Linked DNA regions of Homo sapiens: region 2 is linked to region 1. A link is a contact called in ENCODE Hi-C or POLR2A ChIA-PET data. All regions are on one chromosome and are shown on one strand. The core of a region is the stretch at or near the end of the contact, and the rest is flanking DNA. Distances in the headings are between cores, read along the strand shown. Region 1 overlaps COLEC12 (collectin subfamily member 12). Region 2 overlaps COLEC12 (collectin subfamily member 12).

Region 1 (5,600 bases), core at 439-2,938:
CATGATCATCATCATCTACAGCTTATTGATGTTCACTTACTGCCTACAGTGTGCCAGGTTCTGAGCTAGATCCCTTACACACAGCATCTCTAATCCATAAAAGGACTGCAAGGGGGCATCTTGGTGAGAGCTGAACTGACACTCTATACAATGTTGCAGTCAGGACTCCAACCTGTGTCAGACTCTAGATGCCACGATCTCTCCACTAGGCCATGGTCCCTCTCTCTAGTCATCGTTTCCTCTCCATTTCCCCTGCCACCACCCTAGTGTGAGATCTTTTCATCTCAGTGGAAGCTTCCTCTTCCATTCCCACTGGAATCTAGCCTCACCCTTTATTAAAATACCACTGTCCTCATGACATTTGCTAAAAAGGAAAAAAACAAAACAACAAGCTTTCAAGAAGGCACTCTTAACTAAAGGATGCGCGCATGAACACACACACCCACACTCTCCCCAGCCCACCACACACACGGACCAGCGCATAAGCTCTCTGTAATCTGATGGTATAAAATGAAAAAAGACTCTTTACATCCAATAAGGGTGAAAATATTTTTGAAATTTAGAGAAAGGAACATATAGGTAGACCCACAGACACGCCACATTCCATGCTGAGAAACCATGAACTTGCTTTGGTGGCAACTGTGAAGCACAGAAGGGCGACAGACACGGGGTGCTGGCCTGACCTCCCGCTGAAGGACTGGGTGGCACTCCCATGGCTGATGGGCGGGTTTATTCCTTTTGGATTTTTGGACCATGCTGGGTGAGCTTCTTATGCCTCTTCAGGATGATTTCTTACATTCCACTAAGAGAGCCTCAGAAGATTTGGTTAGAGCAGAGATTATAGTAGATGACACAATCTGGGAGCTAGAAGGTTGTGCAGAGGTCAAGCGTCATTGTGTCATTGATGGGAAAAGAGAGGCCCAGAGAGGGGAAGCAGGATCAGAAGCCACAGGTCCTGACTCCAGCACACTCATCTTTCCCTCCCATCCTTCCCCGTGAGCTAGCCCTGTGGCCGCCAGGCATCTGGTGCATGTGGTATTCGTGCAGATCCAAGCCCGGACAGCTGTCACTGGTTCACATTCCAAAGAGCTGGGGCACTTCCTCACCGTGTGCATTTCTCACTGCTGACTCTATCAGCATTTAATCAATATCAGATGGCACTGCCTGGCCTCCCTTTCCACTTGACACGCTTTCTCTGTCTTGTTTTCCCCCTCCCCTGACTTCTTTTTAATAAGAATTCTGTTTTATCTTCCTCTCTGCCCTCCGCTGGGAGGACATCTGGCCAAACACACGGATGCCTACTACAAAGGGACCCTGCTGGCTCCTGTAGCTGGGGCACCCCCTCCTCCTTGAACCTAGATGGTTACAAAATAACATTCAAGAGAGATATCCCCCTGTTACCAGCCTTTGTAGTGTTTGTTTTCTTAGCATTACTTTCCAGAGCCTGGGGACTTTGTTCCCATGGCGGGGTGGGGGTGGGCAGGGAAGGAAGGGCTGGGGACTGATATACAGAGTGCTGCAGAGGAGAGATTTCAGTTCAGGAAGTGAAGCAGTGCTGCCCCTCACCATTAAGAGATCCAGCGTGCCAAAGAACCTGGCGCCAATAGCACATTTGAAATTCAGAGGCCTACAGGCAGCAAGGACCTGAAGGGTGCATGCCTTTCCGCTGCTTTTCCCTCTTGAACTATCTCCCGCTGAACTCCACTCTTGGCTCATGTTTTGAATGTATTTTCCAGTGTCCGAGTCTTTGTTATACAAAAAAGTGTGGGGGCCCAGTGAAGCCAAAATCGCTCTGGTTAACTCCTTGAGTATTCCATGGAAGTTCAGAATAGGCTGACAATTTGGTCCCCAGTGCCCAAACTCAAAGTCCCCTGGGCTGCCCTGGTTCCAACAACACATTTCAAGTAAGAAGCTGGCAGGGGGGGAATGGGGGCTGCTGATCAGTGAGCCGTTTGCTGGTTGGGGGAATAATTGAAACGCTCCAGGAATGACAGTGCAAAGGGCCAGAAGAATTCACCAGCAAAGAGAATTCCTTTCTGCTGTGGTTCTCCATAAAGAGCCCTCCCAAGTGCTGTGGTCCAGTCTCAATCCAGTCTGTTTTTCCGATCTTTTTGCAGAAAAAAAAAGAGTCTCCTTCACTCTCATATTTTTTTGCCATGTATATCACTGAAGGTGGGCTTGTGTGTTAAAATGGATACATTGCAGATCCATCCCCTTCCTTGGTAGGTGGAGGCCGGCACTGTGGGTGAGTGTGGGACACTTCTGGGCTATTTTCATGATCACAAGTGTCTATAGCTCAGTGGTGTTGCCATAAAGATCATGTTACCAAAGAGAAGCTTTAAAAAGGGTCAATTGCAAAATCCAGAAAACCACAAGTTTTGATCTGAGATTCGCAGTGAACTTTTCATGTGGTTTTTTTACAGTTATTAATCTACTGCCTGGTGGTATAGATTCCCATAAACCCATAAGAATGATTTGGCTCTAACAGTAAAACGGATGATTCAAATAAATTCCTATAATTAAAATGGCCCCAAAAGCAACAAAACAATAAGAGTTAACAACCCGGTTAGTTGCTTGAATGTTACGCAATATCACTGGAACAAAAGTTAAATACATAAAACACTTTATCCACCGAAATAACTAGCTTTTCCTTATGATGAAGGCTATTTACTAAATGATGAAATATGGAATTAGTAAAAAAAATTTTTTTTATTAGTGAGTAATTTAGTTCCCCAAATACAAATCCCAGCCCTGGACACCTTACTATGCCAAGTTTCCTAACGATGTGGATAGCCATGAAAACGGAAGCAGGACAAGAATTGGAAATGAAATCACTTTCTGTGCAAAATAAGTGAAGCCTCACAGCAGCTCTGTATTCATAAAGATGTGTTCAAACCGGAAAAGTTACTTAGAAGAGAGTTTTATGACAGCATGAACTCTTCGACGTTCATGCTGAACTTACATTCAAATTCTGTGCATTTACCAAGGGTATAGTTTGTTTTCATTGAAATTTTTTCATGTGTATAAAAAGAAAAGGCAGTCAGTTCTGGTTTGGTTTTATTGTTTTTTTTAAGATTATGCATTATTTATTTAAAATTTATAATTTATACCCTGCCTACTAAAAAAGAATTGTCGTAGGCAAAAGCCAGATGTAACGGTCCCACTCAGAGTATGCAGTGTCTGCCAGAATATATAGTGTCTCAAAAGAACGCCATTATTTTCTCTTTGTGGTTTTTATAAGAAATCCTTTATTAGATGAACTGTCCACAAATGCTTTCAATTCCAAGGAGAGGAATCCTTGCTCACTGGGGAGCTCAACCATCACATCTCTTACAGTTGTCTCTCCTAGCTGGCCCCTTCCTCTTGGCTCTATTCCTATACATTTTATTCTATGGGCACAGAGTGAACTGTCAACATTTCAGCAGCCTGACTACTTCATTATCTGGCACTACCATACAATGTCCTTCTGGGATTAAGTGCTGAATCTTTTCATTAAAAGGACTCATGAAAATGCAGCTCTAGCTTGGGTCATCAATCTGCTGTAGAATTGAGCCAGACACTGACTCTGACAGGTAATTGAGGAAGGCCATGAGACATTTCTTGAGTGGGTGAGAGTTTGCTATTGCTGTGAATGTGAAGAGGAATTGCTGAGGATGAAGGCTATTACTGAGGACCTGATATGGGCCAGGAACCCTCTCCTGGTTACTTATAATGTCTTTAACAACCCTGCAGAGTAGGAATTCTGACCCTAATTTTACAGATTTTAGGAAAGTGGGGAGGTCAAAGAGGGTGAGTACCCAAGCCAGTGAGTAGCTGAGCTGGGAGTTGAACCCAAATCTTTTGTGTGTTGCTTCTCCAAGCTTATTCATCTCCAGAAGTGAAAAACAAAACAAAGCAAGATAAAGGATGCCCAACGAGATAATCTAGAAAACGGACCAGTTAGACATACCAGTAGAAGTATTCTGTCAAAATAAAGGGGTGCGGAAACATCCTTTCACATGTTGATAGATAAGCCTTTCTCAGAAATAAGCAATAAAATGTAGTCTCCGGTGGGTTAACTAACTTACAGGCCTGATGCTTCTGCCGGCTATAATTTCTCCTTTATTAGACTGTGGTGACATACTTAAGCAGCAAGTAAATTCTGCCCTAAATAAATGCTCATTCTCTCTAGGAGAGGTCAAGAGTGGCTTGAAGGTTTGGCTGGTAAGGCATGTTAGCCCCTCAGGGGAATATCTCCCAATGCTGAGGGAGTTTTTGGAGTGAGATGGGCCAGGGAAAGAAGGTACCTTTATAATTTCAAAGCAAACTATGGGATATGCAGGAGCCTTGATCAGTTTAAGCTTGAAACCAAATAAATTGGTCACCCCATGGTTTTCTTTTGAAGTTCTAGTATGCTTGAAATGAACCCCAAAAGCCAGTCTTCAATGGCTCCTTCATCTACAGAGCCAAAAAACTGCTTGTGGCTCAAGCTTGCAGGAGCTGGGCAAGGTAAGACAGAGGCAAGGAAGAAGGTGACAGGAGGGTTTATCAGATGGCGATTAAAAAATTTATTTACCTCTAGCCTCTTAGCCTCCCTCTAAAAAAAAATTATCTGGAATACACTGGCAAAAAATATTTTTTTCTTACCAATACCTCCTTGACCCTGTGGTTCAGGAATCCACAGTGATTCTCCAGTTGCTCCCGCACCCTCTGACCATGTTGGCACTCAGAATCTTGAGGCCGGGAGGGGCGCTGGCTGTCATCTTGGCTAATATGCATCTCACCAGTGAAGAAACTGAGGCCCAAGGAACTCCACTCCTCTCTCCTACTCCCCCCACCCCAAGTTTATACACAGCCAGGCTGGCTTTAGGGCTCGGGTTTTCTACCTTCCAGCTGGAGTTCCTTCGACCCCAGAATTCTGCCCACATCACCACATTCCATTCTTGCTACATCCTGTTTATTCATTTCTTCAAGGTGTAAGTAGCAGGCAGTAGTTATACTGGTGAACACAACAGACAAAAATCTATCTCTGCCTTCTGGAACTTATATTCCAGTGGGAGGATGTCTTCATATGACAGAAGGTGATGAATGCTATAGTAAAAACAAGGCAAGCACTGAGCGAAGGGCATGTAGCGGGGGACGTAGATGTCAATTTTAAGTATGGTGTGTCTGGAGCCCTCTCCGCAGAGTAACATTTGAGCAAGAGTTTGAGGGAGCATGGGAAGGACCCCAGGCACCTGCATAGCTATGGTCTCTGACAGGGCTCTGCTCATTTCCCCTCTGGGCTGTGAGATTTGCCCTTCTCTTCCCTGAAACGCTCTTCCCTACTAACTAACTTCCTTTGTGCTTACTCACAGATTTCCTCCTCAATGCACCCTTTCCTAATTTGCCTTGAATCCCTAAGCACCTGTGTAGTTGATACTGCACACATCCACACTCCCCATGATCTTCATAGCTACCTCCTTGTACAGGCATGAGGGTTTTGTTTTTCTGCTGTGTTGCGTTTGCATTTCCCTAAGCAAAGGAGCACCCGCTAGTACTCGGCACATCCTGCGGCTTAACAAAGGCATGACTGGAGTACAGATCCGGGCAGTGGGAAGTGGGCCCTCGCTTCCAGGAGC
Region 2 (6,106 bases), core at 1,159-3,658, 100 kb after region 1:
TACTACAGCAAAATAATTCAAGCTGGTCTTTTTCCCTTTTTTGGTGAAGGGAATGAGGATACTTAATAATGAAGTGGTGGAACCACTTTGGGATACACTCAGGCAGTTCCTCCAAAGATTAAACACAGAGTTATCATGTGCCTCAGCAATTCCGCTCCTAGGTATATACCCAAGAGAATTAAAAACACAAGCCCACACAAAAGTTCACAGCAGCATTATTTATAATAGCCACAAAGTAGAAACTACCCAAATGCCTACCAATTGATGAAAATGGATAAGTAAAATGTGGTCCGTCCATGTCACGGAATATTATTCCGGATTTTTAAAAAATGAGGTACTGCTACATGCCACAACATGGATGAAACTTGAAGACATAAGCCAGACACAAAAGACAATATATTATGTGATTCCAGTGATATGAAACGTTCAGCACAGGCAAATCCATAGAACCAGAAAGTAGCTTAGTGGTGGCTGAGGATGGAAGGGTGAAAGGGAGTTGGAGGGAAATGAAAAGTGACTGCTAATGGATACAAGGGTTCTTTCTGGATGGATGAAAATGTTCTAAATTGATGGTGGTAGTTGCACACCTCTGGATTTGCAAAAAACTACTGAACTGGTACACCTTAAATGGGTGAATTTTATGATACATAAATTATATCTCTATAAAGCTGTTATTAAAAATAACGGAGGAGGACTCCCACCTGGCCTGTGAGGTCACCCCACACCACATGCATTTGATCAGGCTTGCCATTTTATCATGAGGTTGAGCATGTGACCACATGGATATGGATTTATAAGCATTCTACCAAGACAGACAATTGTTGAAATGTTGAAGCCTATACGTTTCTTTTACTTGAAAAAGGCAAAGTAGGGTAGCCCCAGTTTAATTTCTCCCCAGCTGGAGTTTATTAAGAAACATAAAGTGTAATAGCTCAGATTCAAGCCTTCCTCAGCAACAATGGAAGAACAAGGTTTTCTGATAGCTGTTCTCTCAGGAGAAGCGGGGGAGTCAGGGAGAGGGTGGCAGGTTCTGAAGAAGCCCAGGCTGAAACCGAGAGGGTTCACTTGATCCTGCCATTCCCACTGGCCTCCTCCTTAGGCTTCGTACCCAGAAAAAGCTTCCAACCTCTGCAGGCTTTCAGCATCAGCCCCTCTAGAAAGTGATTTACTTACCCTTGGCAAAGTAGTCATTGATTTTCATTTCATTTCATACTACCTTCATAATGTTTTGTTTTAGCCTTGGTTTATTGTTTCATTTTCCCCCCAGTCATAAATGTCTCCATTATTATACTGGCACACGGGTGAAGCCATAGTTGCTTAGTAATAAGTGCTTAGCATCTGTACCCAACTATAAATTGTTGCATTTGGCCAGAACCAACTAATTCAGAAGATCTATATCAATTAAAATCAAGAAAGTAATAAACCACACACACACAGAGAGAAAAATAATTAGTTGCTTAATCATCTCAATGCAATGAAAGGTGGCAGCATGTGTCGTAAACATGAGTGTGGGGATTCCTGTGGGGGCTGGGAGTTCGCTGAGACTGCACAGCGGGGGCTCGGCTCTGTTCTCTCCCCACCTGACCCTTCGGATCTCAGTGGACAGATGCTATCAGTTACACAGTCAGAGCCAGCGACATCTCGGAGTCACAGATAAAAGTGTCTTGTCTTTCGTATCTTTCTTCTCTCTCACTTCATTCCCGTTGTCACACGTCCATCACCAGCTTATTCACCGGTGACAGCCACAGCCCTCTTCCCCTAGCCCCCAATTTCCACTTTCTCTTCTTTCACATAAAACCATGTAGTAAATTAGACTGCTCCGTGAAAAGGCTGTCAGAGACCAGGCATTTTAATCAACTCAAGTTGAAATTCTTTTGCCTTGTTTTCTAGCTCACTAGCCTGGCCCATTCCCTGCACCTGCACCCTATGCCCTACAGCTCCACCCCCAGCCCGAGCTCCAGGAAGGAAGGTTTTTGACTGGTTCCCTTTCTTGGTTCTTTCTCTCCATCCCCACCCACACCCTGAGCTAATCCCTGCCTGTCCGCGTGTGCTCACTAGAGGCCCGCACTGCTGCTGCGCTTCTCCTTTTCCTTTCCCAATTTCCTCTTGTCTGGACTCATCTTTACCACAAACCTCCACGGATACACTAACTTGTATTATCTGCTATTGTTCCATGCGAGTCACTTTTGTCCTCTTAACTTGGCTGTAGCAACCTTGAGAGCAGAAGTCATGAGTCACTATTCTGCAGCCTCCTCAGCATCCCTAATAAACACAGCATCTCGCGACAGTCTATCACTTAACAATGGATCCCAGAGCTGGGTGTATGTATATGTGCTTCCCTCCTTTGAATGGGCCGCAGTCCATTTCCCCATGGGACAGGCACTAATGCTCCTCGTTGCTACTGGTGTACCTTCATTCTGTTTCCTCAGCCTTAAGGCACTTTCTCCCACTGACTGTCTGGGGACTTCCTCATTTTAATGCCTCTCCCTTAAACAGTCATCCCTCTTTACTGCTTTCTCTGAATCACTGGTTCCCCCCACTTTCTGCAGAATTAATAACTTCAGAATCTGGCTCCTCTATCCTCTATTTCCTTTCAAGCATTTCTCAAACTACAGTAGAGATACGTTGATCTTTTTTCTCCCCGGCTAGACTGGGAGCACCATCAATACTGGTGCTATGTCTTAGCAATTCAATCCCAGGGTCCAGCATCAGGGCCAGAATACAACAGGTACACAACATATACTGTTCAATCTCATCCAACGAACTCTCATTGTAAGGCCCAAGACTCAGGCAAATGAAAAGAACTCATTCCTTATTCCTATTGAGAGTTAGCAGGTTCACAGAACTTGGTTGGGGAAGCCCAGTGGGGTGTGCTCAGCACCAAGGCTGGGGGTGACACACTCTTGGGCTCTCCAAAGCTCAGGTTCTAGACGCTCCCATCACACTGGGGACCTCTACTTACAGGAAGTTTCTCCTGGGATCACATTCTCCCTCAAGCTTTTTTAAAGTTGACCCCTTCTTACCTGCTTTCTGGGAAGAAAGGGGAGATGGGAACAGACTTAAACAAAATTGTTAATTATGTTTTGTTTTGTTTTTGAGAAAGGGTGTCACTCTCACCCAGACTGGAGTGCAGTGGTGGATCTCAGCTCACTGCAACCTCTGCCTCCCAGGTTCAAGCAATTCTCGTGCCCCAGCCTCCCGAGTAGCTGGGATTACAGGCATGCACCACCACACCTGGATAATTTTTGTATTTTTAGTAGAGACAGGGTTTCACAATGTTGGCCAGGCTGGTCTCAGACTCCTGACCTCAAGTGATCCGCCCACCCTGACTCCCAAAGTGTTGGGATTACAGGCATGAGCCACTGCACCCAGCCAAAATTATTATGAAAAGTTTGTGTTTCACATTCTCCTTTCTGAGTTTCTGCCCCATCACTTGAAATTTTTATTTCCCAGTCTCAGGTGCTAAGATCCAAAGTTCCTTGAACCTTTCATCTCTCTGAAATACAAATCTCTTAAAAATAATTCACTGATTTCAGTTTGATTTTACAGGAAGAAAGTAACCTGATTAAATAATCCACCTTAAAGTACAGGTGACTATTAGTAACCATCATCATTTCTAAAATTTCCTAGTGTATTTATACTTCAAAAGAGGCCTATTATCTTAATTAATTTTAAGCAAAAAATAAAATAAATTCAAGCAAGGGTACTATTTTGAAGCAAAAGGACCTTCCCAGTCTTTCTAAAGGAGTAAATAGTTACCTATGGCCGGGCACAGTGGCTCACACCTGTAATCCCAGCACTTTGGGAGGCTGAAGCAGGTGGATCACTTGAGGTCAGGAATTCGAGACCAGCCTGGGCAACATGGCAAAACCCAGTCTCTACCAAAAAATATAAACATTAGCCGGGCGTGGGGGCACAAACCTGTAGTCCCAGCCACTTGGGCGGCAGGAGAATTGCTTGAACCCAGGAGGTGGAGGTTGCAGCAAGCACAGATTGCACCATTGTACTCCGGCCTTGGGGACAGAGTGAGACCATGTCTCAAAAAAAATAAAAAATAAAAAACTTAGCTGGGCACAGTGGCAGTTGCCTGTAGTCCCAGCTACTAGGGAGGCTGAGGCAGGAGAATCACTTGAACCCGGGAGGTGGAGGTTGCAGTGAGCTGAGATCGCACCACTGCACTCCAGCCTGGGCGACAGATTGAGACCTTGTCTCAAAAAACAAAAAACAAATAAAAAATTTTTAAAAAATGGTTACATAGACCAACCCCAGTTAGAGACTTCCAGGACCTTCAGAGCAGTTACGTGCTTCCTTCAATCTTTTCCTCCTGACACTAGAAGTTCCGTGGCCCTCCGCCTTCTCCCAACAGCTCCAGTTTGTCTCCTTCCTTTCGCAGACTATCCGTGCTCTGTTTCCTGCTTTGCCTGAATTTCAGCCCGTGTGCTGTGACTTACTGCTTGATTTGGGGTCTAGGCTCTGTCTCCCCAGAATCTAACTATAGAAAATGTTTTTAGCCCACACACAGGCACTTTCAGGGACAGGCTTATTAGATGAGGAGCTTTGGTAGGATTTAAGAAAGCACCTTGAGTGCAAAGCACATTCTAAGCACTCAAACCTGTTACTCTTCCTTTCTCAAATATATGTTGAGCTGAGGAATTGTTCCAGGTACAGTGGTGAACAAAACAGACACCATCTCTGTCCTCATTCAACTTACAATATAACAGGAAAAAAATACAGTTTTTTACAAAGTAAGGAATTATAAGTATGCAAGGAGCTGCTCACTCTTTTATTCCTAAGTCCCTGGCCCTTGAGAACTGAACAAGATGGCCTTATCCCCAACCCCAAAGCCTGCAGAACTTCCTACCGTGTCCAGCCCTGTTTTCCTCCCCTCCCCTATCTCTTCTCTCCTTTAGTACTTCAGGAACTCCAAAATCTTCAGCTCTCCTCAGCTGTGGGTGTACCTATATCCACCCAAGTAGTCAGTAAGGAAAAGAAAAAGACTTTCAATTTATCAGAATACACCCTTTCTAGGTGTTTGCAATTATAAATAGAAAATAAAAAACTCTAATACACTTTCTATTCCTTCTTTCCTTCCTTCCTGCCCTCTTTCCTTCCTTTCTTCCTTCCTTCATTCTAATGCTGACTTCAATTTTCAAAGTGAGGTTAACTATTTCCAAAAAGGCAGAGAATGAGAGAACTGACCTCATGATTTCCCAGCTGGGAAAACGACTCACTTACAAGCTTGTTAAATATATGTGCTCCCACTTTACAGAACCACTCTCTTGGAGGAAGGAAAAAAGCCCCAAGACACAGAGGACCACTGGATACCCTTTTGTGTATATGGATTCTAATACTTGAAAACTAACCAGAAAAGATGAGGGAGTCACAGCTCCCAATGGGCCATCTTCTTAAGAAGGGGCACAGCTAAAGTGATTTTCCTCTGTTGGTAACTGGTGGGTTTATGTTTTTTGTCCAATATGTTTTTCATTAGCATGAGAAATACCAAGAAAAATTTCATATGATAAATGTAAACAGATTAATGAATTGAGAGAAACTGCCAACTGTCTTCAGATTGTTAATGGAAACATTATGCTTTCTATTAAATTTACAGACACCTGCATTTGAATAATTAGCTGCTTTTATGAAGCTTGGAAGGAAAAGAATCTTCCATGTTTGAGTCTAGAGATCTGGAACAGAGTTCGTTCAAAACATGCCTAGAAAATGCTTCAATACTCATAGAGTTATACGAAAACAACTTACAGCCAAATGGAAAACCAACAGTCTTGAGATTACTAAGATTTGTGAACAAAATTAATACAAGTTTTCCATCTGACAATTTTTGCCAACTAAATTTTACATCAGATACCTGGGAAGATAGATCCATAATAAAGATACAAAATATTTATTTTGAATTGTTGGAATAAGGAAGAGTAAAAAATAATATATTTTAAAAATCAGGCCGGGCGCAGTGCCTCACACCTGTAATTCCAGCAATTTGGGAGGCCGAGACAGGTGGATCACGAGGTCAGGAGTTCGAGACCAGCCTGGCCAATATGGTGAAACCCCATCTCCACTAAAAATACAAAAATTATCTGGTTGTGGTGTCATG

Evidence for each region. Hi-C counts contacts between places; a loop is a spot of excess contacts on that map. ChIA-PET counts read pairs that join two places held with the same protein, here RNA polymerase II (POLR2A). Pooled maps may share reads with other maps.
Region 2: a loop to region 1 is called in a map of astrocyte of the cerebellum, with 3 times the contacts of the local background. The contact joins two enhancer-like sites. A Hi-C loop is called at or near these places in 9 of 168 maps with a recorded cell type or tissue (GM23248, astrocyte of the cerebellum, chondrocyte and 5 more) and 2 of 50 pooled maps. POLR2A ChIA-PET finds 5 or more read pairs at or near these places in 2 of 52 experiments (activated CD8-positive, alpha-beta T cell and activated CD8-positive, alpha-beta memory T cell).

Annotation. Positions count from the first base shown.
Region 1 is chr18:361,116-366,715 of GRCh38, forward strand. All of the region lies in intron 2 of COLEC12 (collectin subfamily member 12), which reads right to left. Among named protein-coding and RNA genes, the nearest start is that of THOC1, 96 kb to the left of the region's middle. Within about 2 kb of position 1,689, at least 4 of the 41 ENCODE cell types and tissues checked have a DNase peak (open chromatin) inside an H3K27ac peak, as active enhancers do.
Region 2 is chr18:462,028-468,133 of GRCh38, forward strand. The region is part of intron 2 of COLEC12 (collectin subfamily member 12); the gene reads right to left. Among named protein-coding and RNA genes, the nearest start is that of COLEC12, 36 kb to the right of the region's middle. Within about 2 kb of position 2,409, at least 2 of the 41 ENCODE cell types and tissues checked have a DNase peak (open chromatin) inside an H3K27ac peak, as active enhancers do.